Linked DNA regions of Homo sapiens: region 2 is linked to region 1. A link is an interaction called in ENCODE POLR2A ChIA-PET data of the cell type or tissue named here. Cell type or tissue: MCF 10A. All regions are shown on one strand. Each heading gives the region's core, and the rest is flanking DNA. Links, peaks and the distances in the headings are about the cores only.

Evidence for each region. ChIA-PET counts read pairs that join two places held together with the same protein. Peaks named below come from ENCODE experiments on the same cell type or tissue, not always from the same donor. Only the 100,000 strongest peaks of a DNase experiment are listed, where the experiment ranks them.
Region 2: POLR2A ChIA-PET joins it to region 1 with 5 read pairs; 5 of 35 experiments call an interaction of 5 or more read pairs at or near these places.

The regions. Positions count from the first base shown.
Region 1 is chr14:64,309,461-64,312,378 of GRCh38, forward strand. It overlaps a transcript of ESR2 not described here. Among named protein-coding and RNA genes, the nearest start is that of ESR2, 17 kb to the left of the region's middle. In MCF 10A, for the core only: no CTCF peak of the experiment used is centred there; no DNase peak of the experiment used is centred there.
Region 2 is chr14:64,243,101-64,246,018 of GRCh38, forward strand. The region is part of intron 7 of ESR2 (estrogen receptor 2); the gene reads right to left. Among named protein-coding and RNA genes, the nearest start is that of ESR2, 50 kb to the right of the region's middle. In MCF 10A, for the core only: no CTCF peak of the experiment used is centred there; a DNase peak (open chromatin) is centred at 1,391.

The sequences.
Region 1 (2,918 bases), core at 197-2,696:
AAAGTATTGTATTGGTGGCAGGCGCCTGTAATCCCAGCTACTCTGGAGGCTGAGGCAGGAGAATTGCTCGAACCTGGGAGGCAGAGGTTGCAATGAGCCAAGATTGTGCCACTACAACCCTGGGCAACAAGAGTGAAACTCCATCTCAAAAAAAAAAATAGAGAATCTTGCGTCAAGTGAACTAAACAGAGGGAGATGTAACATCTCACTTAACAAGACTGGGTATAAACTGGGCATGGTAGCTCACACCTGTAATCCCAGCACTTTGAGAGGCCGAGGTGGGTGGATGGCTTGAGGCCAGGAGTTCGAGGACAGCTTGACTAACATGGTGAAAGCTCGTCTCTGGCCAGGCGCGGTGGCTCACGCCTGTAATCCCAGCACTTTGGGAGGCTGAGGCGGGCGGATCACAAGGTCAGGAGATCGAGACCATCCTGGCTAACACGGCAAAACGCCGTCTCTAATAAAAATACAAAAAATTAGCCGGGCATGGTGGCGGGCGCCTGTAGTCCCAGCTACTCGGGAGGCTGAGACAGGAGAATGGCGTGAACCCGGGAAGCAGAGTTTGCAGTGAGCCGAGATCACGCCACTGTACTGCAGCCTGGGCGACAGAGCGAGACTCCGTCTTAAAAAAAAGAAAGCTCGTCTCTACTAAAAATACAAAACTTAGCCGAGCACGCTGGCAGGTGCCTGTAATCCCAGCTACTCGGAAGGCTGAGGCAGGAGAATCGCTTGAATCTGGGAGGCGGAGGTTGCAGTGAGCCAAGATCGCGCCACTGCATTCCAGCCTGGGCGACAAAGTGAGACAAAGTAAGACGTCGTCTCAAAAAATAATAATAATAATAATAATAATAATAATAATTCTGGGTGTAGAGCAGCTTCAAATTTGATTAATTCATAAGCTCAATATTGTCATCAAATCTGTTCTTTCCATTGATTATGTAACTATAAAGATTCTGTTCCAAAGGTAAAATTTTATGAGTGCAGTTTGCCTTTTTCAAAAAATGCCGGAGAACTTTTTTTTTTTTTTTTAGACGGAGTTTCTCTCTTGTTGCCCAGGCTGGAGTGCAGTAGTACGATCTTGGCTCACTGCAACCTCTGCCTTCCGGTTTCAAGCAATTCTCCTGCCTCTGCCTCCCAAGCAGCTGGAATTACAGGTGCACACCACCACGCCCAACTAATTTTTGTATTTTTAGTAGAGACGAGGTTTCATTATGTTGGCCAGGCTGGTCTGGAACTCCTGACCTCGTGATCTGCCCGCCTCGGCCTCCCAAAGTGCTGGGATTACAGGCATGAGCCACCGCGCCAGAGAACTTTTACGTACAGTACTTTCCTTTGCTTTAGTAAGGCTAAACACAGTAATATTGCATCTCTCCTTCTTGACTGTATCCTTAAAAGTCCTTATTAGATACAACAAAAATTGCATATTGATTTCAAAATATCATTTATATCTCATTTATAGTATATTCAAAATACTTAACAATTCAATCTGTCTGACCTACTCCTATTTCCATGTTCCTGGTCATTTTCTGTCAATTACCAGTACATCCTTCCCCGCAAAATGGAGCCATTTTATCATATTAGATTTTTACTCACAGTTCTCTAAAATCATTTCAACTTATAGCTGTGCTTAGAAGATTTAAGGATGCTGAAATTACAGTGAAAGAATATTAACTTAGGAGTTGGTTCCAAAATAATTATGGAGCCCTAGTGACTTACAGGGGGTTAAGCAATACTAAAGAAAATTATTAATATTTTAAAATGCATTTAAAGGAGAACTTATATTACTTTACAAAACTCTAACTTAAATTTGTGTTTGGGCTTCTTGACGTTTCAAAACCTACTGTTTGATTCACTGCTGGTAGAACAATTTTGCTTTACATTTTAAAAGCCTACAACACACTGGGGATGGTGGTTCACGCCTGTAATCCCAGCACTTTGGGAGGCTGAGGCAGGCGGATCACTAGAGGTCAGGAGTTTGAGACCAGCCTGGCCAACATGGTGATACCCTGTCTCTACTAAAAATACAAAAATGAGCCAGGTGTGGTGGTGTGTGCCTGTAGTCCCAGCTACTCAGGAGGCAGAGATGAGAGAATAATTGCTTGAACCTGGGAGGCAGAGGTTGCAGTGAGCTGAGATCACGCCATTGCACTCCAGCCTGGGTGACAGAGGGAGACTCCATCTCAGAAAAAAAAAAAAAAAAAAAATTAGCCAGGCATGGTGGTGCATGCCTGTAGTACCAGCTATTTGGTAGGCTGAGCAGGGGGATTGCTTGAGCTCAAGAGTTCAAGGCTGCAGTGAGCTATGATCACACTACTGCACTCCAGCCTAGGTGACAGCAATACCCCATCTCTAAAAAAAAACAAAAACAAAAACAAAAAGACTTACTAAATAATGAAGTTCTCCAAACAGAAAGAAAATGATTTTTAAAAATGAAGGAATCTTGGAACATCAGGAGACAGAAAATATAATGAGCAAAACTGTGGGTAAATACAATAGGCTTTCCTTCTCTTGAGTTTTCTAAAATATGTTTGATGGTTAAAGCAAAAACTATAACACTGTATGATGTGGTTCTAAATGTATGAAGAGGAAATAGCTAAGATAATTATATAAACAGGGAAAAGTAGAGACATAATGGAAGCTAAGAGTTCTATACTTTACTCAAACTGGTAAAATGACATCAATACACTGTATTAAGTCATATATACAAAATGTAATACCTGGAGCAACCACTAAAAAAGCTATACCAAATATATATGTTTATCATCAAAAACTATAAATAATTCAAAATGGAATTCTAAAAAATGTTTCAGGAACAAGCATGAAATTAGGAAAAAGAAAACAGAAATTTAAAAAACAGAGAAAACAAAATGAAAAGGAAGACTTAAGCCCTAATATAGCAATAATTACATTAAATGTAA
Region 2 (2,918 bases), core at 181-2,680, 66 kb before region 1:
AAGATGAGATTTGGGTGGGGACACAGAGCCAAACCATATCACTTGGTATTATTCCTTCCTCAAATGCATGGTAGAATTCTCCCAGAATTCCAGATGGTGGTGGGGCCACCAGTTGGTGGAGCAGTCAGAACACACAAATTTATAGGTTAAGTTTGCCAGCTTATATGGGCATAGTTTGTGGCACCCCAAAACAATTACAATAGTAACATCAAAAATCACTGATTACAGATCACTGTAATAGATATAATGAAAAAGTTAGAAATATTGCAAAGTGTTATCAAAATTTGACACAGACATAAAGTGAGCACATGCTGTTGGAAAAAATGGTACTAACAGACTTGTTCAATGCAGCATTGCCACAAACCTTCGATTTGTAAAAACATGCAGTATCTGTGATGCACAATAAAGCAACATGTAATGAAATGGGATGTGTCTCTACTCTTGAGCTTTGTGCTGGGATGCAGTTAAATCACTTAGCAATTGTTTGATCCTCCAGGCTTGCTTTTTTGTTTGGTAGGATCATAATGGCTTTTAGTCTAGGCCCACTACTGAGGCAATACCCTTCTGAATACTATAGGAAGGCTGAGAAGTGCCCAATACCCAGTGAACTGCAAGGTTTTTCCCACTGGCTGGTGAGAATGTGAACTGTTCCTGGCCCTGTGTGAACTCTAGGGATTGTTTCGCCCGCTCCTTTCTGATGGTTCTTTCCCTGTCCTTGGTATCCTCATAAGCATGGGCAGATTAGCACTCAGCTGAAGACTTGAAGAGGACTCTCCATAGATCTCCAAAATTCTTTGTGCAGCTCTTTCCCACTCAGTACTCTCCCCTCCAAGTCCTAGCTGCCTTGCTACCAAGGGAGACCACTGGTGTCTATTTGGGTTACCCTTTGTGATGGTTAGTCTTAGGTGTCAACTTGACTGGATAAAGGGATACCCAGATAGCAGATAAAGCATTATTTCTGGGTATGTCTGTGAGAGTGTTCCAGGAAGAGACTGGCATTAGAGTCAGTGGACTAAGGCCAGGCACAGTGGCTCACACCTGTAATCCCTGCACTTTCGGAGGCCAAAGTGGGTGGATCACTTGAGGTCAGGAGTTCGAGACCAGCCTGTCTAATGTGGTGAAACCCCATCTCTACTAAAAATACAAAAAATTAGCCAGGCGTGGTGGCAGATGCCTGTAATCTCAGCTACTCTGGAAGCTGAGGCAGGAGAATCGCTTGAACCCAGAAGGTGGAGGTTGCAGTGAGCCAAGATGGCACCACTGCACTCCAGCCTGAGTAACAAAGCAAGACTTCATCTCAAAAAAAAAAAAAAAGAAAGAACAGTGGACTAAGTAAGGAAGATCTGCCCTTAGCCAATGTTGGCAGGCACCGTCCAATTGGCTGAGTGCCCAGATAGAACGAAATGGCAGAGGAAGAGAATTCTCTCTCTCGGAGCTGGAACACCCATTTTCTCCTGCCCTTGGACATCAGAACTCCAGGTTCTCCAGCCTCCAGACCCTGGGACTCACACCAGTGGCCTCCCAGTTTCTCAGGCCTTCAATCTCAAACTGAGGGTTACACCACCAGCTCCCTAGTTCTCAGGTCTTTCCATTTACACTGAGCCATGCTACTGGCTTCCCTGGTTCACTAGCATGCAGACGCATATCATGTGACTTCTCAGCCTTCATAATTGTTCAAGTCAGTTTTCATAATAAATCCCCTCTCATTTATCTGCCTACCTACCTATCCATCCTATTGGTTCTGTTTCTCTGGAGAAACCTAACACACCCATCCCTGCTTTGCAACCTGGAAACTGGCTCCAGGCAGTAAACTGGACAATCAAAGGGCTCTCCTCGTTTGTGTCCCTCCTCCTGGGGATCACTGTTGTCCAATGTCCAATATCTGTTTTATATATTCTGTCAGGGTTTTAAATTTTAAGGCGGGGAGGCAGATTCCATCCCTATTTTTTTTTAAATTTAAATACCACAAATAATCCAGAAGAAAAAAGCCTGTACTTACAAATCCTTAAAACCTAGCATAGAAAAGACTCACTTAACCTAGCAGTGAAAATTGTCCCATTTTCGCCATAGCAATGCTGAACAGGATCAATTTATTTTGACAATTGTTATGACTACCAAGAAAGGAACTTCCTTAAAAGAAGATCTCTGGCCAGGCGAGGGCCCAGCACTTTGGGAGGCCGAGGCAAGCGGATCACGAGGTCAGGAGTTCGAGACCAGCCTGGCCAACATGGTGAAACCCCATCTCTACTAAAAATACAAAAATTAGCCAGGCGTGGTGGTGGGTGCCTGTAATCCCAGCTACTCAGGAGGCTGAGGCAGGAGAACTGTTTTAAGCCAGGAGGTAGAGGTTGCAGTGAGCCAAGATCGCACCATTGCACTCCAGCCTGGGCGACAGGGCAAGACTCTGTCAAAAAAAAAAAAAAAAAAAAAAAAAAAGATTTCTTAAACTTGGATTTACAGTAAACAAATTTTACTCGTTTACTGCCACAAGTGGTAATTACATCACATGTCTCCCTCGCCTTCTGTAATTATCTCAATGTGGCAGTTCTGTCATGCTGCAGGGGAATGCTGTAGCCTTCATCTTTCCCATTTGCACAGATGCTGCGTCTAGCTTTGACAACAACACAATATGATGTCTGGGAGGCTAAAATGCCTATAAGGAGCCTTGCCAAACAGAAGGCTTTATACTGTAAAGTGTTGTAACAACAAGCAAACAGTGCTTTCCGAGAAGCACTTTCCTGCACAGAAAAGAGATCTAAATTATTTCTGAAAGTGAGAGAAGCCCCATCATCTGGCATTTGATGATCTTCCATTGCCAAGATGGGAAGGTACTCTTCAAGCAGATCCTCCCTTTGACAGAAATGGCAGCACCTATGTGAGGTAATGTTGGTAGGTGGTTTGGAAAAGGTCAGAAAGGG